Regions from separate parts of the Mus musculus genome. Here regions 1 and 2 are each linked to region 3. Evidence: chromatin loops called from intact Hi-C (ENCODE). Cell type or tissue: heart. All regions are shown on one strand.

Region 1 (8,000 bases), 200 kb after region 3:
GAAAGTGCTTGCTACCCACAAGCCATGGCCCATGCTTCCAATCCCAGGACTCGGGCAGGCAGACCTCTGTGAATTCAAGGCCAGCCTAGTCTACAAATCGAATTCTAGGACAGCCACGGCCACACAGTAAAGACTCTGTCTCAAAAAGCCACATCTGTGTCCTTCCTCCCAATGCTGTGAGGACAGAACCAAGGGGACCTCAGGGGCTTGCTGCGCAACCCGTCTAGCTGAAATGGTGAGCTCCAGGTTCAATTAGAAACCCTATCTTAGGAGCTAGAGAGATGACTCAGTGGTTAAGTGCATCGACTGCTCTTCTAGAGGACCTGGGTTCAATCCCCAGCATCCACATGGTGGCTCACAAGGTGTAATTCCAAGATCTGACAACCTCACACAGATATACTTACAAATAAAACCCTAATACACATTAAAAACATTTTTTAAAGGGAGAAGGTGGAGTAGGGAGGTCATGGCGCACACCTTTAATCCCTGCACTGGAGGCAGAGGCAGGCAGATCTCTGAGTTGGAGGCCAGCCTGGTCTACAGAGTTCTCCAGAGTGAGTTCCAAAAGGGGTGAAGCTCAGCAGCAGCACACACCTGACACAAACCTCTGGTCCCCATGTGTACACGCACACAGAGAGAAATGTGAGCTGAATGTAAGAACGCCCCCACGCTCCCAGAACCTAAGAAACCAGGACAGAAAGACAGCCATGGCTCAGGCCATCCAGGTCTACACAAGAAGATCCTGCTTAAAACAAGTCGTCATGACTAATGCCTGCAATCACAGCTCAGAAGGCAGAGGTGAGCAGAGAAGTTCAAGGCCAGCCTAGTGAGTTCCTGAACAGCCAGAGAATCACGGCGAGACCTGGTCTCAAAAAGAAAAGATGGAAGGGAGGAGAGGATGGGGAGAAGGTTCAGCGGCTAAGATCACTTGTTATTCTTCCGGGACCAGAGTTCAGTTCCTAGCACCCACATGGTGGTTCACAACCAGTTCCAGACTCCAATCCCCTCTTCTAGCCTCCAAAGGCAAGTGCATACCTGTGCTACACAGACATCCATGTAGGCAAAACACCCATTCATATAAAATAAAAAATAAATAAACAACAGAGCTGGACAGATGGCTCAGCCATTGTAGAGTACTTGTTGCTCTTGCAGAGGACTGAGGCTCAATTGTTGGCTCACAGCTACTGGTAACTCTTAGTTTCAAGGAATCTGATGCCCTCTGTTGGTCTCCACAAATACCAGTCACACACGTAGTTCATAAACATGAATGCAGGCAAATACATACAAAGTAAAATGTAAAAAAAAGGGGGGGGGATACAAATAAATAAATGAGTAATGTATGTTTAAGTATAAAAGGCAATTCTGGGCCAGCAGGAAGGCTCCGTGTGTAGAAGCACTTGTCACACAAGCCTGAGGACCTGAGTTCAATCTCTGGAACCCACTGCGGAAGGAGAAAACCAGCTCCTGAACACTGACTGTCCTGACGGCGACACAAATGCTCAGCACCAACTAACTCACCAAATGACTTTTTTCAGGTCACTGCTGGTGGGCTGGGAGTACGGCTTGGTAGAACCCTTGCATGGCATGCGCCAGCTCCTCGGTTCTACCACACTAGTCCATTGCATTCCGTGCTGGCTAATTTTATGTCAACTTGACACAACGAGAGTTACCTGGGAGAAGGAAACCTCACTTGAGAAAATGCCCCCACCAGACTCGCCTGTAGGCGAGGTTGTGGGTTAACTTCTTGCCTGATGATTGGGATGAGAGAACACAATTCACTGTGGCAGTGCCATCCCAGGCTAGTGTCCCTGGATGTTATAAGAAAGCAGCCTGAGCGAGCCTTAGCAGCACTCCTCTATGGCCTCTGCATCAGCTCCTGCCCTCACTTCCTTGGATGATGGACTGACGTAAGTGGCTTTTGTCACAGCAAAAGAAACTTAATTAAGACACATTTCAAAGATGCCAGAATCAAGAGCAGGCAAGGAGTGAGGAGGTAAGAGGCAGATTTTCAACACAGCCATGCCACACACCTTCACTACAGAAACTCCGGGTTCCTTTAAAAGCCTGCTTACCATACAATTAAACAGCCTGCTAAGCTGGATCTAAACTTAACAAGACACAATAAAGAAAAGCCCAGCTTCCATACAGACTAGACTCCTTCCCAGGAGCTCAAAGTGCTCCTAGCCTGTAACTAACCATCTGCTTCTCCTGAGAAGCGCAGAGCAAAATATCCTCAGAACGCAACACACTGCTTCTTTCCATTTGCTTGGGTTTTTTACACTTTATTGTGACATGTATAAATGTTTTTTGTGTATATGTGTACCACATGATCACTCCTGAGTTACAGAGACTTGTGAGCCATCATGCAGGAGCTGGGAATCAAACCCAGGTGCTCTGGAAGAACAGCAAGTGTTGAGCCATCTCTTCAGCCCCCTTCTATCTGTCTTGTGATATAGGGTCCCAAGTACCTCGGGCTGGCTCTGCACCCTCTATGTAGCAAGGGCTAACCTCAAACCTCTACCTTCCAAGTACTGAACTGCTGGCATGCACAGCACACTAGAGAAAACAACTTGTTCATTATCAGTAACAGAATAGGAGGCATATACTGATGTGAGGATTCCACACTGCTCCTCCTGGTAGAAACCAAAAGGCTGTTTCTCTTCTCACCCTGATGACACTGTGACACCCTGATGCCCAAAGCCAGATGGCCTTAAGAGTTCCAACCATTAAGGGCCAGATTCTCATTACTCTCCCTTTCCCTGCATACACTGGACGGGACCCACTGGGCTCCTAGCAGACTTGTTGAAGGCAGGCTGGCCTTGCAGTCACACCAGCCAGCATCCCCTGACTCCTATAATCCCCAATTCTGGAAATAATATACATACTGGAATCTGTGAATTAAACGGGTTCAAATATTCTTTAAATACTCATCTTGCAGTAGACTGACCCATTTTCTTCCCAGTACTTACAACCAATTCTAATTCAAACTCCAGTTCTAAGAGAGCCATCCAATGGCCTCCATGGGCACTAGACACACGGGCAAAATGATCCTGTGCAAAATTTCAATTAAAAACAAATAAACAAAACAAAACAGACCTTTGAAAAGGGGAAAAGATGCTGGTAGTGCCTATGGGCAAATGGTTTAGCTCAAAAGACGCTTGTTGGGCGAGCAGCAGGACTTGAGGTAAGATCACTCCTGTAGGCTAGCACCCAACTCAAAAAAGCTGGAGGGGCACGGAGCCGCATTCCCAGTGCTAGAAAAGTACAAGGACCTACGTGGCCTGCTGGCCCAGCCAAATGGTGAGGTCCTGTCTGAAACCATGAAGTGACAGGGACAGCCCAGACCCAAAATAGCCAAAGGAACCAAGGATTCAAAAGGAGCTTCAAAGTCAAAGCTTAGGCTCTAACATGGGGAAAACAGGTACATTAGCAAGCACTGGAGTCGGGCGAGAGTGGGAACCCAGAAACCTGCTCTACCCAGATAAACGTCCTCAAGGCTGGAGCCTATAGATTCCTCACATTAGTTTATCGGCTTCTCACTCTTAGCCATCTTTCAAGAAATAAGCCAGGCATGGTGACTCACATCTCAAATCCTGGCAATCTGAAAGTGGAGGCAGAAGGATGGGGATCAAAGACAGCTTCAGCTTCATAAAGAGCTGGCCAGCCTGGACCATGCCAGACCCTGTTTCACAACAAAACAAAACAACCCCCACAAACATACAAAAGGATTAAGTCAAACAATGGTGACATCAAATGACGACCTCTTGAAATATTGTAAGTTCTAAGTTGACAACTATATTGGGGCGCTGAATTTTCATGGTAGTTCAAAAGCAATTGTTTGGGAGTACATGTCTGTAGGACCAGCACCGTGAAAACTGAGAAGAACCAAGAGTTCAATTTCAGCCTGAACTACATAGAGAGGCCCTGTCTCGTTTAAAAAAAAAAAAAAAAAAGTGGTGTTCTTAGGCCCTTTGGCCCTTGGTATTAGCCACACCAACACATGAAGGAACTGGCTCAAGTGAAGTTGAAACGGCAGAGGAACACATGCTATCAACTGTCAAAAAAGATTTTAGGAATCTGGCTCCTGTGCAGGTAGACAGAAACAATGCCTTTAAAAAGCCAGTCACCATAGAAGAAATCATGAAGTAAGCGGCCAAACGAACAATGTGAAAAAGCAATGGTCCAGGGTACCGACCTAGTAAAAGGAAGCAGGTTGGTAATGTGCTTGGGTCCGATGGCAATGCCTTACTACGGAAACCATTGGGAACACAGCAACTGGTCAACCCTGGAAACCCTTGGCCAGGAAACTGGAATGCCCCCAGATAGTCCTGTTCGTCCTGCCCTCCACCAACCCCCAGGTGCAAGGGCTTGCCGCAGAAACGGACTCCCCAAATGGTCCCCCACTGTAGAGGAAACAAGATCGTTGTAACCGGGAGACCTCGCGCCCTGGCCGGGGACACGATCGCCCTTACCTTCCTCGCTCACGTCGTCTACGAAATCCTCGGGGTCGCTGAAGGAGGGCTCATCTGCCTCTCCGTTCTCCAGAGCCCGCGGCTCCGCCTCAGCCGCGCTCCCATCAGACCCGCCCTCCTCCTCCGCTCCAGCCGAGGGGTGCCCCCGGGCCTGCTCGCCAACGGCCTCTGCCTTCCCGGGAGCAGAGGGCTCCTGCGACGGGGACCGCTCCGCCGACTGCGGCGTGGGCGAGGCGGCCGGACTCGTCGCCGTTTCCTCTTCGGATTGGGCCGCCGGCTTGGCCCTCACTTCGGGCTCCGGTCCGGCCTCGGCGTCTTCTTCGGCGTCTTCCGTCTGCCCCACTTCGGACCCCCCAGACCCTGCCGCCTCGTCCGTCGGCGGCGACTCGGAGGCCGGCTGCTGCCTCGCGGGCTCAGCCCGCTCCTCGGCCGCCTCGGGCACCGCCACGTTCTCAGCGTCCTGCATGGGCCCGCGCTGCTTCTCACCCGGCTCGGCCGCCCTGCTTCCGACTCCCAGAAGTCACCGCGCGCCGCTAGCGCGGAGCCATGTGCGTGCAGCGATGGGATCGTACCAAGATGTGGCTCGGGGGAGACACCCACGCCCTCATTCCTCACGATCAGCCCGAGAAAACTCAGATATGCATAAAAATCTAGAAACAATTAAAATAATAAGTTTCAAGATATGCAAGTTTATTTATAGCCCAAAAGGTTTTTTAAGGTAGCAAATAAATTCACAAGGATATGTGGCTCCCCCATTCTAGCTAAGAAATAGTTGCGTCCAAGATGGTAGAAGTTCCTTTGCCTCTCCCAGCGGGCGCTACGGGGAAGGACTGTACTATCTGGGGAGCATCAAGTGGATTCTCAAATGATTAACACGCGTAACTGTATGAAGACAAAATATGTGACCATAAAATAATGCCAAGACAACTGAAAGCTCCACACATGATTCTTTGTAAGCTTTGCTTTTAATCAGACAGACTGCTTGACTGACATGACTGGCTTCGCTCCCCCGTAAGGTCTTGCATTTTAGACCGGTCCACTGACGGGGCAAAAGAACGAAGGGTTCCAAAATTACGCGAGGAGCTCGCCGACAACCAGGGGCCGCCAACACACACAAGAATGACTGCCCGCACAATGCAGAGTCGTGTGATGAGCGGCTTTAATCTCAATGGCCATCCTCACTGCAGCGGCTCGCAATTTAGCGTTGGCCCCAGACGTGAAAGTCACTGTGATTCTGTCTGCCGGTGACTGCGGTCTTCACGCGCGGGAGAGCGCGATCACGTGGGCCAGCGTGGGGTGGACGGGACGGAACCTTCGTGGAGTGACCAGGGGGACCCCAAGAGTGGTTTGCTTGAAAAGATAGTCAAGATTTTTGATACTTCCAGTTCAAAGTTTCGAAAATCTTAATAAGAACTAGTTGAGGGGACTAAGAGCTTAAGAACACAAGTTTCGCTCTCAGTACCCATATGGTAGTTTACAACCATCTCTTAACTCGAATTTTTTTTTATGCGTATCAGTGTTCTGCCAGCAAGTCTGTCTGTGCACCGTGTACAAGCGGAGGCCGAAAGAAGGCATCGTATCACGCGCAGGACTTAGAGTAGACAATTATGAACCGCATGTCGTTGCTGGCAATAGAACCCAGGCTCTCTAGAAGAGCAGGCAATGCTCTGAACTGTTGAGCCTAATTTAAAAGACAAAACAACAACAAAAACAGTTGAGTCACCTCTCTGGTCCCAGATCATTCCTAAGAAAAAACAAACAAAACTTTCCTTTTTTTTTTTTTTTAAAGGACCTGTTAGTTGACCAGGAAGCATAGACTTGGAATCCCAGCACTGGGGAGACTGAGGCAGAAAGATCATGCCAGCCTGTGCGATATAAAGACTAAACCACAAAACATGTGAACACGGGCTGATGGATAAGTTAGTACTGGGCTGGCTGAGGTTTTTTTTTTTTTTAAGATTTATTTATTTATTTATTTACTACATGTAAGTACACTGTAGCTGTCTTCAGACCCTCCAGAAGAGGGGTCAGATTTCATTACAGATGGCTGTGAGCCACCATGTGGTTGCTGGGATTTGAACTTCAGACCTTCGGAAGAGCAGTCGGGTGCTCTTACCCACTGAGCCATCTCACCAGCCCCTGGCTGAGTATTTATGATCTACTCAGAAGTATTTATGATCTACTCATCATTTCTTGCTGTTAATCCTGACAATTGAGTTCTATCCTGCAAACTCATATTGTAGACGGAGAGAACTGACTGGGGCCAGGGGCGCTGATGTGCTAGGTACCCACTAAGTAAATTAATTTACTTTTTTTGTTTGTTTGTTTTGTTTTAAGAGACAGGGTTTCTCTGTGTAGCCCTAGCTGTCCTGGAACTCACTTTGTAGACCAGGCTGGCCTCGAACTCGCCTGCCTCTGCCTCCCGAGTGCTAAGATTAAAGGCATGCACCAGCCTGGCTAAAGGATACTTAGTTTTTAATTAGTGTCTCTTCTAGGACTGGCAGGCCCAGACCTTTGAGAGCCCAAAGCCCCAGTGTCTGGATTCGATCCAAATCTTGAGAAAGGCTTATGGCTCCGGGTTCTAGAAGCCAGAGACTTATCATGGCTGTAGGTGCTGGGGAAACAGACTTTCTTCTCTAGGTTAGGTTGCCAGGAGCCCCACACAAAGCATCCACTGTAACCCTCCACCAAGTACTTTTATGGCTCTCAAGCCCTGAGTGTTGAGACCCATGGCTCCTCAAAGATAGTGCTCTCCCATTCTCTTTCTCACTTTCTCTGTCTCTCCTTGAGACAGAGTTTCCCTGTGTAGCTATGGCTGTCCTAGTACTCATTCTGTAGACCTGGCTGACCTCAGATCCCCCTACCTCTACCCTAGTTCTGGATTAAAGGCATGCACCACCATTGCCTGTCTAGCATCACTCTCTAGCTTCAGGTAGGCCTCTGCTTAAGAGTCCCAGCTCTTGAATAGCAGAACTCATAACCCTGCAAGCCTGTCCAGGCCCAAGGATAGTTTTGCGTGTAGCCCAGCCTAAACTCGTGTACTTACTCAAAAATAGTTTTGCAATTTTATTTTAAACTCCACTGCATAGTTCTCAGGCGTGAAGTCTGGATGTCAAAGGGTTGGATGCACCTCTTCTCAGAGCTTGGCAGCTCTCTGGAACTCTTCCAGTCACCAAGCCACGGCTTTCATCTTCAGCTCTTCAAAGCCTTGCCTGTAACGTCTCTATGGTTTTTCCTCCATACCTCTGCTTCCCGAGAACTGTCCCCGGCAGCTCTTCACCTGCATTCAAGTTGCCACTGTCCTGTCAGAGCTCCACTCTGTCCTCTTGTATTACCGGCTGGGCTGCTGAGGTTCCTGCTTTGTTAAGACAAGCTGCTTAGGCTAGAGATATGGCTCAGCGGTTAAGAACACTGACTGCTCTTCCAGAGGTCCTGAGTTCAAATCCCAGAAACCACATGATTGCTCACAACCATCTGTAATGAGATCTGATATATAATAAATAAATTGGCCAGGGGGGGGTGGGAGGT
Region 2 (8,000 bases), 51 kb after region 3:
AGCGGTGGTGTACTCATATTCATAAGATAAATAAATAAATCTTTTATAAAAAAAAAAAAAAAGGAGTTTCTACCTATCTTTGTTAGTATCTCTCTGCTACTTCCCCACCCCTACCCTGTACCCTCCCTCACCCCCATTCCTAGGAGTGATCCTAAGGGCGCATGCGCACCACAAAGGCACAGTGCTTCATCCTCAGCCTTCTGTTTACTCTGTTTACAGAGTCTCACCATACGTTTCCCGGGCTGGTATTGAACTCACGATCCTCCTGCTTCAGCCTCCCATTACGTTGGGATGACTGGCTACTGACATCAGGCCCTGCCATGTCTACTTTTCTCTGTTGCCTCCTCTTTGTCTCTGCTCGGCCCGCCGGTCCCCATTTCCAGCCCTACCCGTCTCTTCAGTGTTCCTTGGGGCTCACAACTCCTCCCCATCCCACAGATGTCCTGGAACTGGTGTGAGGTTATTTTAGGAGCTGGTGGCTCCCCTGGGTCTTTCCCAAGCGCCTTGGCAGGGATGGAACACATTGGAAGCCAGTCGGCTCTGCCGGGGCAGGCGGCCTGTGCTGCCTGAGGCTGATGGGAGTGTGGTTCAGGGACGCAGCACAGACTTCCTGGTGACAGAGGCTTAGGCAGTGGCCACAGCCTGTCCCTAAGGATTCCCGGGAAGGGCTCATTCCCAACCACAGGGACAATATAAAATGTCTCTCTCTTTATCTCTTTGTTATATTTTATTTTTGAGACGGGATCTTACACATCTTAGAGTAGCCTCCAATTTGCTATGTAGCCAAGGATGATCTTGAATTTCAAATTTTCTTCTTCTATCTGTCTGGTGCAGAGATGATGGGTGACCACCAATCATGTCCAGTTTATGCATTTTCGTGCATGCTGGGCAAGCAGTCTACCAACAAAGCCGCAGCCCCAACCCCCCCCTTTTTTTGACAAAATATGACCGTACCCTAGGGAGCCATGGAACTCACAGTCCCTCCTGCCTCCGTCTCCTGCCTGCTGAGACTACAGATGTGAACTATCTCAACTGTCACAGAGATTTTTCTATTGCTTATCTTTAAAAAAATAAAAAGAGCCAGGCTATGGTGGCCATGCCTTTAATCCCAGCACTTGAAGGCAGAGGCAGGTGGAGTTTGAGGCCAGTCCAGTCTCAGAGTGAGTTCTAGGACAGCCAGGGCTACTCAGAGAAACTCTGTCTTGAAAAGAATATTAATAAAGACCGGTGGGGTGCTGGGAAGACGGCTCTGTGGGTGAAGGGCTTGCTGTGCAAACCTGAGGACCTGGGTTCAATTCCCTAGTGATTATATAGAATCTCAGTGTGGCATGCCTATAACCCCAGAGCTGGGGGGTGGGTGCTGACAGGTTGGTGGAGCTTGCCCGCTAACCATTCTAGCCAGATTGGCGAGCTCCAGGTTCTGTAAGAGACCCTGCCTCAAATACAAGACAAAAGCAAGCAGAAGCACTAGTAAGGTAGAGAGTGACAAAAAAAAAGACAGCTGATATTGGCAACATATCATATGTATATGGGCACACACACATGCATATACCACACACACGTGGACACACACACACACACTTTTTAATTTTATTTTGAGTGCATAAGTGTTTTGCCTGTGCACCACATACATGACTGGTCCCTGCAGTGAACAGAAGAGGGCGTCAGATCCCCTGGAACTGCAGTCACAGATGGTGGGAGGTGCCACGTGGGTGCTGGGAATTGCATCGGGCTCCTCCGGAAAAGGCGCCTGGTGCTCTAAACTGCTGAGCCATCTCCGCAGCTCTCTACTCTGACATTTTCTAAGTGCTCAGGGTAAAACTTAATTATATGCTTCACCTAACTCAGCGTGTCAAAACTTACTGTTTAAACATGGAATCAATATGAAAATCATGGCAGGGATAATTACCAGCAGATAGTAAGTGCAGAAATCAGTGGGCGTTGCTGGGTCATTGCGGCTCATGTATATGTCATGGGTCGATCTCACCTACCCCCTTTCCTACCCACTTCCTGTCCCCACCCCAGCCCCCACCATCCCTAATGCACCCCCCCATCTTTATGCTTTTTGGTCTTTATGTTTTTTGAGGTTTCCATATTTGAAAGAAAACATGTAACACTTTTTTTTTTTTTTAGTTTTTCGAGACACGGTTTCTCTGTGTAGCCCTGGCTGTCCTGGAACTCACTTTGTAGACCAGGCTGGCCTCAAACTCAGAAATCTGCCTGCCTCTGCCTCCCAAGTGCTGGGATTAAAGGTGTGTGCCACCATGCCCGGCTAACACTTTTTTTTTTTAATTTAAATATTTTTTTACACAAGGTTTCATATAGCTGAGGCTGCCCTTGGACTTCAGATTTTCAGGTCCTATATAATAATAAATAGGCAAAGTGATGCAGGATTGTAGGCTCAGCACTTGAGAGGCTGAGGCACCCATGTCTCAGGGAGCTCAAGGCTACCTTGGACTAAAGAATGAGACCAACCATGTCTCAGAAAGGGAGGAGAGGGCTGGCCATGTAGCATAGGGGAGGAAACACTTGTCTAGCATGCATGAAGTCCTGGGCACCATCCCCAGTACCCCATAAACCAGGTACAGTGGTATACACCTGTAATTTCACACTCTGGAGGTGGAGGAATGGGGATCAAGAGAGCAAGAGTATCCTTGGCTACGCAGTGAGTTTGAGGGCAGCCTGGGCTACGTAAGACTCCGTCTTTGAAGGAAGAAAGGAAGGGATTATTAGCATGCCTTTTGTCCTGATTTGGGAATCTAGTCTGTGTTATAGACTCATATCTCCATGGAATATTCCAGAAGTTCAGTGGGCGCATTCTGTCAGTCTCTCTGTCTACAAGACAAACTACATGAACACAGCCTTCCCAGGGTCTACTGTGCATGAATGCACTGGTGGTCTATAAATGCCCCTGCAAGGCTGAGTGAGGTAGTGCACATGTGCCTCTCAAAAGCGTGAATCTCCATTACTGAAAAAAAAAAAAAAAAAAAAAAAAGCAGGGCTTGGCTGTGCCCACCTGTCACTCAGGAGCTGGGGGTGGGGTAGAGACAGGAATGCCACTGGGGCTTGAGGTTAGCATCTTAGCTTCAGGCTCAGTTAGAGATCCTGTCTCAAAGGATAAGGCAGAGAGAGACAGAGCAGGATACCTGATTCCTCTTCTGGCTTACCTAAGCATTTTCGCGCGCGCGCGCGCGCGCGCGCACACACACACACACATCTTTAAAATAGCCGGGCAGTGGTGGCGCACGCCTTTAATCCCAGCACTTGGGAGGTAGAGGCAGGAGGATTTCTGAGTTCAAGGCCAGCCTGGTCTACAGAGTGAGTTTCAGGACAGCCAGGGCTACACAGAGAAACCCTGTCTCGAAAAACCAAAACCAAAAATAAATAAATAAATTAGTTAATAAAATAATGCTCCTGTCTGGTGAGCCGTGTCCCCTCCCTGGTTCTGGGGCTCAGAATTTCCGCACCTACACCTTCAGCACAGCGTGAAGGGGATCCTCCAGACACTTTATTGTCTGGTTGTATTTACAGCTCTTCCTTCCTCCAATCCAGTCCCCGGGTCTGTTTATAGCGCTGGCGCTTCGGCAGTGTCCCTGGAGCCCAGCATGCATCTGGAGAAAATATCTGGCTCCGTCAAGGTCAGATGTGAGTAGGCAGGCATGTTCTTGCCTGCACAGCTGGCCCTAACCCTGTCTGCCTCAGTGGCCTCCTCAAATTGTGTTTCTGTTCCAGACAACCCTCTGTGGGCCATACCTCAAAGGTGGCTTCACATTGGCTCCTTTCCTATTGGCATTGAGTCAGTTTGGATGGTTGGGAGGGAATCCCTTCAACACCCGCCCCCACACCCTCCAGCACTATCCTCTGTTACAATGTGCCACATTTATCCGGGCATTTTTTCTTTGACTTGGCTCCTTACTGCCCCCTGGAGGTTGCTCACAGCAATGCACCATCAGGGAAACAGCCCAAAAGGGAAAGGGAAGGTTCTTGTCCAACAGGGTTGTGAACAAATATGAACACTCTTGATGGTTGCAAAATTAATGGGTTACTGGGAAACACTGACTGAGGAGTTTGGCTCAGAAACTGACAGATGTAGCCGAGAAAAGATGATTCCCCTTCATCATGACCGGGAGCCTCCAACTTTCAATCCTCCTGCCTCAGTGCTGGGATTATAGTTCTGTGCCACCACACCCAGATTGTTGTTGGTTTGGGTACCTTCCCATAACCTAACTCCTGTTCATTCTACAACAGCCACCCGTAGTGCCTCCTCCTCCTGAAAGCCAACCCAGATGGACCTCCATCCCATGCTTCCAAGGGATGTGTTTAGGGTGGGGACTCGGGCAGGCATACTGCTGGCTTCAAACCTTGGCTCTGTGATGGTCTAGCTGTGTGTCTGTGCTCCTACATCCTTTTCCAGAATATGGATCTCAGAACCAATCCCAAAGGCTGTCAGCTTTAGAGATGCCTGTAAACTGGCCAGTAGGTATCTGACAGGGAGCAAGCCTGGGCTACGCGAAGTGACCACTTCTTAAAAGCAGCCTGGGTGTAGTGGCACAGGTCTATAATCTCAGCACTGAGGAGGCTGGGATAAAACTTGAAAGTCGGAGGCAAGCCTGGGCTAAGTAAGGACATTCTTAGAAACACATGAACAGGGGAAAATGGATGAGGGAAAAGGATGACGTGGGGAGGAAGAAGAGAAGTGGAGGAGCCAGGGAAGAGGAGAGGGGGAGGAGAGTTGGCACTCAGCACTGGCCAGGGTCTGGCCAAGATGTCCGCCTACACCGCGCCCCGCCCCCCATCCTGGTGTAGCTCCTCCCCTAAGCTGGGTGGAGACCAGCTCCTGCTTAAGAACCTTCAAAGTCAACAGCTCCAGGCAAAACCGCACATCCGGGTGGAGGTAGGAGGTGCGGGTGCTGCCTAAATGGCAGGTCTGTTAGTCTCAGCCCTGAACCACCTCACCTGGCAGCAGGCCCACCAGACAGCACGGCATAGAGGACTACTGCCCGCCACACCATCGAATCTCACAAAATCCAACCAGGCCAGGGCAGAGGCAGCCAAGGAAGGAGCTGGGTTCCCTGACATTGGTGTGGGGGCAAAGTGCATCTCGGGTCTCTCCTTGGCCCATTCTGTCCCCGGGGCTGTAGCTGCCTGGGTCATTGGGAGTTGTCACAGCCTCCTGCTCCAACCCTACCAGACACAAGTCCCAGCCACTCAGAGGGATGCAAGCACAGGTCTGTGTGACACCATGGGGCAGAGTCCAGTTGTGGGAGCACGTCCAGCCTCCATCAGAATGGCCTGGGGTTCCAACACTTCCCAGCTGTAGAGACTGAGCTGGGTGGTGGGCAGCCGCCAGCTTTCCTACCACACAGACCTCATAAGCCGGAAGGGGGAGGTTGAGGCTCACAGGGGATGGAGACCGTTGGAAGCAGGCATCTTTGACCTCTCTGTCCCTGGCAGCAAAATCTGGGCCTCATGTCTCAACAGGTATGGGGCTCCCCCGCCCCCATCCCCAGGCTCCCAATTCCAAGCTATGGCCTCCAGGCTGCAAGAGCCGGAGAACAAGGTGCCCACGTCGATGTTCCTCTCATCCTAGGAAAGATGGAGGTGGAGTGGGCTGACCCAGTTCCCCTGCTCAGCCACATCTGTCTTGTTTACCTTCCTTCATCAAGGAGACAGGCACTGGGTGTGTGTGTGTGGGGGGGGGGGAGCACTAAGGGGAGGAGGTGACAGAGGTCAGCATTAGCAACTCCAGCACGTGGCTGTGAAGCACAGAAGGCCACTGGCTCAAGGTAGCCAGGGGGTTAGAACCTGTCCACACTCCTGACTTGTGGGCTTTGACCCCAGCCCTGAGTTCTGGTACCAACCAGCACTGTATTGCACATCCAGAGAATTTGAAGATGGACATCTCGTCCCAGCAGCATCCCTACATAGGGGAAAGGAGAAGGGGAAAGCCATGAAGCCGGCCTGCAGTCTCCTAGTGGGCCCTGCGGCCCAGGGCTTTAGTGTGTGTGGTTTTGAGAGACTGTCACAGGGACCTGGGACTTGCCAGGGTCTCCTGACTGGCTGGCTGGAGACCCCAGCACAGACCACTGTGTTCTGTGCCTTGCACAAGTGCTGGGCATCAAACTCAGATCCCCCTACTTGCGCAGCAAGCACTTACTGATGGTACTTCTTCCCCATGGCCCTCCAGGAAGGTGAGCATGTGGGGTCTGCAGACTCTGCACCCAGCCAGGCAGGTCCAGCAGGCTCACCCCAGGGAATCTCTGTTGCTCTGGGCTGCCCCCTGCAGGCTCAGCCAACCCTGCCATGCTAGTGAGCCATCTCTGTGTCCTGCTTGACCTTGGTACCCATAGCTCCCTGCCAGACTGTGTCCATCCGTGCAGCGGTATCTGGGAAGAGGCAAAGCAGGCCAGAGGCTCAGCCCTGCCAGGGCCTGGAGAGAAGAACGGTGGCAGAGGGGACCCACGGGGACAGGAGAAAAGGAGACACGTGCTTGTTACACACTCATCTGCAGGCTTTACCCCCAAGGCTCTGGGCCCCCACCACAGCTACACTGTGACCCAACTTCCCCCTTCAGAGAGTCCCAGAGGCCCCCATAACCGCCCCCACAGACTTGGGCTTCTCTCCTCCATCCTTGAGGTGGCCTCGAGGGCCCCAGTGGATCCTTCTCATTGGCTCAGCCCAAGAGGCAGCCGGCCAGGAGAGGCGTGGGGGTGTGGGAAAGGCCCTCCCCATCTGTAGACTGGACACTGGAATGTGCTGAGCAGAGCCAGGCCTAATCCCCATTCATCCCCTTGAGGCCACTGAGCCACTGCAGCGGGGCAGCCCTGGGATGGAAGGGGACTGGATCAGGGACACATTCCCAGTATGGTAGACAGTTGATGGATGGTCAGACTGAGGTCATAAGGTCAGCCAGGGTTCTATAGGAGGACACACTTTCTTCACTCTTTGAGACCGATGGGGTCAGTGTGAGGCTCTGGAGTATGGGAGTTGGGGGGGGCCCTGGTTACACCCTCCCTACAAAGATGGGTGATGTATCCCCAGATGTGCACAAGACCCTGAATAGTGCTGGTGGCAGAGCTAGGTAGACCTGGGGAAGTATGTTGAAAGGACCAGTGTATTCACTGATGAACCCAGGGCAAGAGCGCTGCCACTAAGCCATGTACCCAGCCCCCTCTCCAGCAGGGTTAGCCTGAGGGGGGAGGAAAAATGGGGCACAGAGGTCCATGTGACCCAGACAAGGCCCCTAGAGGTGGGGCCCCCATGCCCCGCCCCAGCGGGCTCTGCTATATCTCCAGCTGCCTCATCCCCACACCCAGTGGCTGAGGGCAATGACACTGCAGGTGGGTAAGATCCACAGCCCAGGGAGGTTGCAAATGCTGGAGAAGGAAGTGGAGTGGGGGGGTGGGCGCCTGGTGGGGCCACCTACTCCACTATAGAGCTGGGAATGTTTATAGCTTCTCCTCAGCCCCCAAGCAGAGAGGCTGTGGGGGTAAGGTTGGACCACCACACCCAGAGCAACATGGAAGTAGAGGCTTGGGCTTGGTGGGAGCCGGTGTCCCTGAATAAACAGCACACTTGATGGGGAGGAAGGAGGTTGCAGCCCTCTGGGGCTCTGTCCCCTGTGTTTTGCCTTCAGTTCGAAGCCTTCTGTGCAGGGGGTCTGGCCCCTGGCTGGAGCCTGACTGTCCAGGGACATGCAGATGCTGGAGAAGAGAAGTAAGAGCCTCCCTCGCTGGGGTCGGGACCCTCCAGCCACACTCCTGACCCTAATCACACTCTCCACCCATAGGTTCGAGATCAACTTCTTAACAGACGCCGGAGACATCGCCTTCCACGTCAAACCTCGATTCTCCAGCGCCACGGTGGTGGGCAATGCTTTCCAGGGAGGACGGTGGGGGCAGGAGGAGGTGTCCAGCATATTCCCACTGACTCTGGGAGAGCCCTTTGAGGTGATGGGGTCTGTGGGAGGAAGGAGAGGTGGGGTGGGACACCTAGGACCC
Region 3 (8,000 bases):
CCTTCTGTCCTCTTGGGCTCCCTGAGCCCTGCTCTGTGCCGGGTGCTTCCACCCTGCCTGCGTTCCTTCTACAGGTGACCCTTCATGCTGCCCCTTGCACTCTGGGCGTCCCCCTCCCCACAGCTACAGCGAGCCTTTCCTGGTACTGCCCTACCGCCACACTCCTGAGAATCCCATCTCCATTCACAGGCAGGGGACCCTGTGCCTGGCGCCCACCTGCTCATCACCGAACGGCCCCTTCATACTCTCTGGTCTTTGCAACGTCCGGCGCCTGCCTTCCCTTAGCCACCTGGCTTACTTGGCTCTTCCTGTTGGTTCTGAGCTGCCTCTAGGGTGGGGCTCTTCTTACACCTCCTCCCCACATGACTCTTCCCTCAGTGCCCAGCCAGCCCTCCCCAGACAGCAGGTGCCAAGCTGAGCCCAGGTCACTCCCTGGCCTCTCAGTGCTGGCCACCTTCTTGGTGCCAAACCCTCTTTCCCATTCATTCCTGAAGAGTGGCAGCTTTGTCTTCCCCTTTGTTTTTGCACTGACCACACTTGTCATCTCCAGGGCAGTCTGGGACATAGGCGACGCAGGACACTGCCCACTTTCCTCTCGGTTTCATTCTCACCCAGGACAAGCGGCAGTGCCCTCTGGAGCCCAGCCTTGGGGGCTGGACCTGTGACGGCTGTGAATGTGCCCCCAGCCTCAGAAGGCCCCCCCCACCCCCCGCTGGGACTAACCACTAACCTCACTCTCAGCTGCCATGGGCACTCCTGGCTGACCCTGAGCCAGCAAGCGTGACCCTAAGTCTAGCCTGGAGCCAGGGCTAGAGTGGTCATTTCTTTGTGGGGTGCTGCCAGGGAGGGGCCAGACCCACAGGCTACTCAAAGGGCCTAGAGACCCCTCCCCAGGCAGGTGCTGCCCCAGGAGGAGCATGTCCTGGGGTCCGGGGACTGAAGTCCATGTGGCCTCAGCCCCCCACACCCAGAACACCGCTTGCCTAAGGTGCTTTTGGCTTTAGTGTGTGATGTTTGCTGTGCTTCTGGGCTGAATTAGCTTCCAAATCAGGACCTGGAGCCTCTACCCTGGCCCAGCCAGCCAGTGTGAGCTCTGGTCTGTGAGATGGGCAGCTACGGGCCAGTGGAGCAGCATGTGGTGGGAGGGGCAAGGCTGGGACCCAGTGGTTTACAGACCTGTGGCCCTCCTGGAGCAACCTGGCAGCTACGGATCCCAGAACCCCCTGGGCTTCAGCTCCCCCAGAGGGGAGAGGCTCCACGTTGCTTTCCTTCCCCAAAATCCCTTTCTTTGTGCTGGTGTCTGGGACCAAAAGGAGTGGGCAGAGGACTCGGAGGGCCTAGGGGTCCCAGTCGGGGCATCTGTAGCTCCTAAGCACGACAACATCAGTGCAGGGGACCCTGGCCTTGACTCCAACTGGCCTGGCGCCAGGAACCTCCAGGGCCAGAGCAGCCCAGCTGCAGCCAGCCTGCCCACTATGGGTATGTTCCTGGCCTAAGGTCCGGAGGGAGGTTTGGGGTATCCCTGCCTGGGTGCCTGGGTGTGCCCTGGGGCCTCTCAGAAGCACAAATGCTGCCCCCTGGCCGTGAGCAGGCCACAAGGTGAATGTATATAGCATGAGAGGCGGGCACTGCCCGGACGTGGCTGTGAACTTGTGCTGTCTCGGGAGTCCTGACCTTCTGTGCGTGAGTGCCCCCATCTGTGACGTTTCACTCACCGAGGCTGAAGAAAGGAAGCAGGGGAAATGAAAGCAGGGGTTTCTCGCCCTGACCCCTGCGGAGGAGACGGCTCCTACCACTGCGGTTGGCTTCATTTCGTTTTCCTGATTTCTGGGGTGCCACTTACCTACTCAATCCCAGTGGTCCACCCCCACATCCCCAGGGAGTGAGCAGTCCAGTGCCAGCTGCCTGTGATTGGTCCCCAGTCCCTATTACCCAAGGGGACCCTACAGCTCTGGTGGGTAACAAGGAGGGCTAAGCCACCAAACCAGAGCCCGATCCCTTGCCGAGCCAGGAGGAGGGATCTGGCTGAGAAAACTGATAGGACTGGAGGCCCCCACCCCAACCAACACTCTCTGGTTTATGTGAGTAGCAGAAGATCCCGGCCTGGAGCATCCTTCAAGCCCTTCTCCCTGTGCCCACCCCGCCCCCCCCCCCCCCCATATCACTATGCAATTCTTGACCCCAGCTCCAAAGCTTGCCCTACCCGGTCCCAGCTCTGTCCGGCCCAGAAGGTGGCTAGCTGGTGGGCCACAGGTGACCAGGGTCTCTTTGTTTTTCATCACAGCGGTGGTGTGCCGCACCCTTCCTCCCATATGTGATTTTGTGAGATTGCCTCCCAGTTACGGTCCCTCTGCCTGCATCTGCCCCCAGTGGACTATGTCATCTGAATCGAGCCAGCCCCAAGTTCCCCTCCAGCCTCTGTAGGGCCATGGCTGTGTGTTACTGTTGCTGTGCTTTCATTTTTTAAACTGGGTTTGGGGTTTGATTTTTATTTCTGTGGGGAACTTTATTTTTCTTGGCAAATAACTAAAGTTCTTGTCCATGTAATTTCTGTGGTCTCTATTCAGCTTGGGTTTCATGTTTTAAAATAAACAATTTTAAGAAACAGCTCTCTCTCTCTCTCTCTCTCTCTCTCTCTCTCTCTCTCTCTCTCTCTCTCTCTCATTCTCATCATGAACACTGTACACAGAGTAGCTCAGGCTAGGGACACAGGGTTGCTGAATGAGGTCTGTGGGAGCAATTGGCTGGGAAGGAGCCGTAGAGTGACACTATCTAGTATTCATTTCGACTGAATTGCTCTAGCTGCTGAGTCAGGAAGGGATGAAGGACGTATAGAAGCCAAGGACCAATCAGAAAGCTCTGTACTAAAGCATGGCTCCAGGGAGGGGCTGGGGCTGTGGCTCAGTGGTAGAGCCCCTGAGTGGTAGAGCCCTGCCTAGAATTCCCCAGGGAGGCTCTGGAGGCGTGGCTAAGTGGGAGAGCCCCTGCCTAGAATCCCCCAGTGATGGGCTAGAGTGTGGCTCAGTGGTCCTACCTAGAGGCCCCCAGTGAGGGAGCTGTATGTGAAAGCTGAAACAAGGTTCAAGGGAGGCGAGGGTCCAGCAGGAGGCACTGGTCCCCCCATCAGGAGAGTACTTGCCAGTCTGAATCCACAATGCCCAGAGGTTTATGTTGAGGAGGAAAGTGGATGGTAGTTCTGCTGAGAATGCTTGTGCTGGCACCTGCGGCTTGAGCCACACTGATAGGCAGCCCGAGACAGCACATGAGCCTTCTACTTGACTCCCTTATTGCATAAATCAGACATTAGAAGGCCAGGGATGTATTCAGGACTTTGAGCATTCACCTAACATATGCGAGACCCATGGCTCTATTTTCAGCACTACTAAGGGAGAAAGACCAATAAATCAGAAGGGAATATATTTAGTATCACATGGAACTTACGCCAAAGCAAAGGCCTGCAGTTCTTCCTGGTTGTAGCCCTAGATCTGGGGGAGGGTCTCTGGAAAGCTGGCACTCACACTGGGAGTCCCAGGGTGGGAAGTTATCAACTGTGGCCACCAGGCGGCAGCCAAGGACCATGGTGGGTTGTGGTGGAAGTGGATGATGCCTTGATGGGACCTCTAAACTCTTGACAATACCTAAGCAACCTTCAATATGGGGTGCCTCTTGGTCCTAGGGTCCCTTCCATGGATTTACATATGTAATTGCACAGAAAGCAAGGCTGGTTAGTTTTAATACATTCCCCCCCTCTTATTTTACTTATTTTAATATTTTATGTGTATGAGTGTTTTGCCTGCATGTATGTCTTTGCATCACATGCATGCAATACCGGCAGAGGCCAGAAGAGGGCATCGGGCCAGTTCTAAGCCACTGGGATTCGAACCTCAGATCCTCAGGAAGAACAGCCAGTGCTCTTAACCACTGAAGCTCTCTCTCCAGTCTTACTTATTTTTCACGATGGAGTCCAGGCTGGCCTTGGATTCTATGTATCCAAAGATGTTCATGTGATACTCATTTGAACCCAGGACTTGGTTCATGCTTAGTAAGCACTCTACTGACTGAGCCATATTGTCGGTTCTCATGGATGTGTGTGTGTGTGTGTGTGTGTGTGTGTGTGTATGTGTGTGATATGAAAGTACACGTGGGCTATCTCAGAAAGACGACTATCCTAGAGGGGACAGAGGTAGAGGGGATGAATAGGTCAAAGCATGTGACAAATGGAGCTATCTTAATGAAATTACTGTGTACAGTGGAAATACACCAATAAAAAAAAATTGCCAAAAGACCACTGAGATGACGCAGATGGCTAAGGTACGTATTGTTAAGTCTAGTGACCTAACTTGCACATGACACACAAAAACCATTTCTCAAGGTTGGAGAGATGGCTCAGAGGTTAAGAGCACTGACTGCTCTTCCAGAGGTCCTGAGTTTAACTCCCAGCAACCACATGGTGGCTCACAACCACCTGTAATGAGATCTGACGCCCTCTTCTGGTGTGTCTGAAGTCAGGTACAGTGTACTTATATATCTTTTTAAAAAATGTTTACAAATGCCAACCCCCAATATTTTTAACCTTTTTTTATAAGTTACATGCATAGGCGTTTGTCTGTATGTACACCATTCACGCTTGGTGTCTGTAGAGGCCAGAGGATGGTGTTACATCCCCTAGGATTGGAGACAGTTATGGGCAGCCCTGTGGGTGCTGGGAATCGAACCTGGGTCCTTGCTGTGCAAGAGCAACAATCATGGAACCATCTCTCCAGCCCCAACTTAAAAAAAAAAATTTAAAAACATTAAATGCCGAGCATGAATAGGAAAAGATAAATTTTTTTTGTTGTTTTGGTGGGGGAGAGGTCAAGGCTGGGGTCAGGTGGCCCTAGGAGAATGTGCCACAGGCTAGGCCAATGGGTCTGACAAATTGCTGTCTGCCCAGGGCCTTCTGCTTCCTCTTGAGACCTCATGAGGCCCAGAACAGAGGCTGAAGCCACCCAGCGGGCTCTGACTTCTACCATCAGAGGTCCAGCCTCAGGGAGAGACGAAATGGCTTTGCTCACTGCCCTTCCCAGCCTTCTCCTCACCAGGTCCCTCCAAACCCCACCCTGGGGTGCATTTGTCTGGGCTGTGCCAAGCTTGAACACCCACAAACACATGCTGACTTCTGCTCACACGCTGTGGTTTTGGCCTTCCGGCTCCAGCAGTGAGGCACCTCTTCCAGGAAGTCAGCCCTGCTGACCCCAGAGGGGAGGGAAGTTCAGAGAGGGAAGTTGAAAGCTTCAACCCTACCCTGCCACCCTCTCCCAGACCCAGCTCATCTCGAGAGAGGAAGCTGGGTGCCTTCCTGCTTCTGCACCCTCCCTGACACCCTAGAGCTTGCGTGGTGTGCAGTGTTACTTTTATTGAGAGCTGGGAGGGGAGGAGCATCATTCAGTAGGTAGCCTAGGCTGGCCTTGAACTCTTGGCGATCCTCCTGCCTCTGCCTCCCCATCCCTGAGATTTACAGGCACGAGGCATCAGTGTACCTGGCGTTTTATAAACTTTTGGAAGCCCCAGGACAGGATACCTGACTGAGTAACTGACCAGAGAGGAGGGCTCCTCGCTAAGACCCTCACTGAGGCGGCCAGGCAGCCAGTCATTGGTGGCGCACGCCTTTAATCCCGGCACTTGGGAGGCAGAGGCAGGTGAATCTGAGTTCCAGATCAACCAGGACAGCCAGGCAGGCCTACACAGAGAAATTCTGTCTTGAAAAAAAATCAATTAATCAATCAGTCAGTCAGTCAGTCAGTCAGTCAGTCAGTCAGTCAGCTTGCTTCCCTCCTCAGGAGAAACTCTTCCGCCTGCTCTACCTGGGAGTTGTTGAAGCCACTGGCTAGACCCTTCCTGGGCCCTCCCTACTTGGCTTCTGTTTCTTAGATGATTTTTTTGACCTCACTTGGTAACCCATGCTGGCTCTGATCTCACGACCCTCACAATCCTCCTACCTCAACAGCCTCATGAATAATACTAGGTTAGAGACCTATGCCACCTCACTGGGTTCCCCTCCTGCTCCGTGCTGAGGTTCTGCCCTCCAGGCTCAGGACCACCCTCTGGCTCCAATCAGAATGGGAAGCTCACCCTGGCTGGGGCCCCCAGCTCCATGCCGGCGGCGAGGTTGGTGCCGCTGTACCACACCTCTGTGGCTGCCAGCTCTGTGCCAGCTGCAAGGGGCTTTTGACGACCAGAGCAGAGGGTAGCAGGCCTCTGACTCATCCAGGCAGGAAGGAGGCTCATGGCCCGTGTGCAGACTGCTCCACCGTGACCTTTCCACCCTTACAAATGTCAGCTTCCTCATCTAGAAGTAGGGCCCCAAGCCACCGCCACCAGGCCCTGTATGCCAAGGACCACGGCCACCACTGGGGATCCCCTACTCTGAAAATCCCAGGCAGCTGCCTCAGGCCTTAAAAAGCCAAACTACAAAGCCAAGGTGGGGTCAGGCTCTGGCCAGTCACCCCACAAGGCAAGAGCAGTTACCAGCAAGGGCCATGCCCAGCCCACTTGGGGGTGCTGAACCCACAGCTGTGAGCAATGTCTGGTGGAGTGCAGGACAGATCTCTAATCAAATGGTGTGGGGAAGAAGGCAAAGGACACAGGGGTGGCAGGTAATGAGGACCTAGCCCCGTGAGTCCGGGGTCAGGTCAGAGCAGGCAGCCACCTACAGAAGGGCAGCAGGTGGGCAGCACTAGCCTGCTTCTCTGTAAAGGAGCGGAAACAAGGAGACCACAGGGAAGGAGTGTGGTGAGGATCCCCCGATCAGCCAGCCTCTGTGGCTGGATTTGAGGAAGGTCCCTGAAGAGCCTCAGAAAGATCCGAGTCCTCGCCAGCTCTACCCACGAGTGAGCAGCCTGGGTACTGCCCATCCTCAGAGGATACATGACAGGTGTATCTCATGACAGATGAGAGGCCAGGCAGTGTCAGCAGAGTTGACAGGGAACGAAGATCTAGGGGGGGTGGGGGTCATCCACCTCAGCAGCCTGGCTGCCTGACTTTGGTCATCCTCATTTAGCCTGCTTTGAGCCTCAGTTTTCCTGTCTGGAAAATGGGTCTCTGGCCAGCCCCCACTAGCCACTGCACCTCCTCCAGAAAGGTCTGGACACAGTGAGGTTGACACAGGGCATGACCTGATCAAGCAGCTACCGCCATCAGCCCTGTCCAATTCCCACCTCCCAACATGGTATCAACCCATCAGAGGCACATCTACACCAAGCTGGCCATACTTCATCTATTTTAACACTAGTTTCCCTCCCAAGTCGTAAACTTGTTGAATTCTTCTTCTTTTTTTTTTTTTTTTTTTTTTTTTTTTTTTTTTTTTTTTTTTTTTTGGTTTTTCGAGACAGGGTTTCTCTATATAGTCCTGGCTGTCCTGGAACTCACTCTGTAGACCAGGCTGGCCTCGAACTCAGAAATCCCCCTGCCTCTGCCTCCCGAGTGCTGGGATTAAAGGCGTGCGCCACCATGCCCGGCTAACTTGCTGAATTCTTACCAATTGCCTTCTTCTCTATGTCATGACTGGGTCTCCCCTGCCCTCATCTGAAAGTCCCCTCGAGTTACCTTGATGGACAGGTGGCTTAGCCCCAACTCCCAAGCAAGACTAGGGCCCCTTGGGTTGCTGCAAAGAGCACCTTTATTCAGAGGAAGGACGTCACCATAGCAACAACACATCAATTCCCTGAGAGCTTTTCCCTTATCATCATTAGCTTGCCTAGTTAAGGTCTTTGCAAAAAGAACACAGAATACAGCCCAGGGGTAGGGGAGTGAGGAGTTGGGGGTGGTGGGGGTGAGGTAAGTCTTGGGGTGCTGGGGAGGGTTGGGGGGGAGCAGGATTCCAGATACTGGAAGGCATAAATACAGTACTAAGGCACTCATTGTCCAGCTTTCCAAAGACCAAGCCTGTCTGGCTTCCACTTTTTTCTGATCCACAGAAAAGATAAAATAAGACCCTCTCCAGCCCACCCCAGAAAACAACC

Evidence for each region. Hi-C counts contacts between places; a loop is a spot of excess contacts. Peaks named below come from ENCODE experiments on the same cell type or tissue, not always from the same donor. Only the 100,000 strongest peaks of a DNase experiment are listed, where the experiment ranks them.
Region 1: it touches region 3 in a loop (2.0-fold over the local background); 5 of 42 quality-filtered maps call a loop at or near these places.
Region 2: it touches region 3 in a loop (5-fold over the local background); 22 of 42 quality-filtered maps call a loop at or near these places.

Annotation. Positions count from the first base shown.
Region 1 is chr5:140,416,299-140,424,298 of GRCm38, reverse strand. Eif3b (eukaryotic translation initiation factor 3, subunit B) reads right to left here and starts at 4,994. Exons shown (of 19, transcript NM_133916.2): 1 at 4,473-4,994. The coding sequence starts at 4,938. In heart, a CTCF peak has its summit at 5,558; DNase peaks (open chromatin) are centred at 4,978, 5,288 and 5,558; H3K4me3 peaks cover 3,402 bases; H3K27ac peaks cover 2,651 bases.
Region 2 is chr5:140,564,382-140,572,381 of GRCm38, reverse strand. It overlaps Grifin (galectin-related inter-fiber protein), which reads left to right and starts at 7,315. Exons shown (of 5, transcript NM_030022.1): 1 at 7,315-7,340; 2 at 7,637-7,716; 3 at 7,790-7,949. The coding sequence starts at 7,329. In heart, CTCF peaks have their summits at 3,942 (motif pointing left) and 6,281 (motif pointing left); DNase peaks (open chromatin) are centred at 501, 3,621, 4,851, 6,701 and 4 weaker places; H3K27ac peaks cover 2,511 bases; H3K27me3 peaks cover 660 bases.
Region 3 is chr5:140,615,185-140,623,184 of GRCm38, reverse strand. Lfng (LFNG O-fucosylpeptide 3-beta-N-acetylglucosaminyltransferase) reads right to left here. Exons shown (of 8, transcript NM_008494.3): 8 at 7,640-8,000. Ttyh3 (tweety family member 3) reads left to right here. Exons shown (of 14, transcript NM_175274.5): 14 at 1-2,608. Among named protein-coding and RNA genes, the nearest start is that of Lfng, 12 kb to the right of the region's middle. In heart, CTCF peaks have their summits at 3,599 (motif pointing right) and 4,510 (motif pointing left); DNase peaks (open chromatin) are centred at 3,124, 3,554, 5,234, 6,284 and 4 weaker places; H3K27ac peaks cover 847 bases.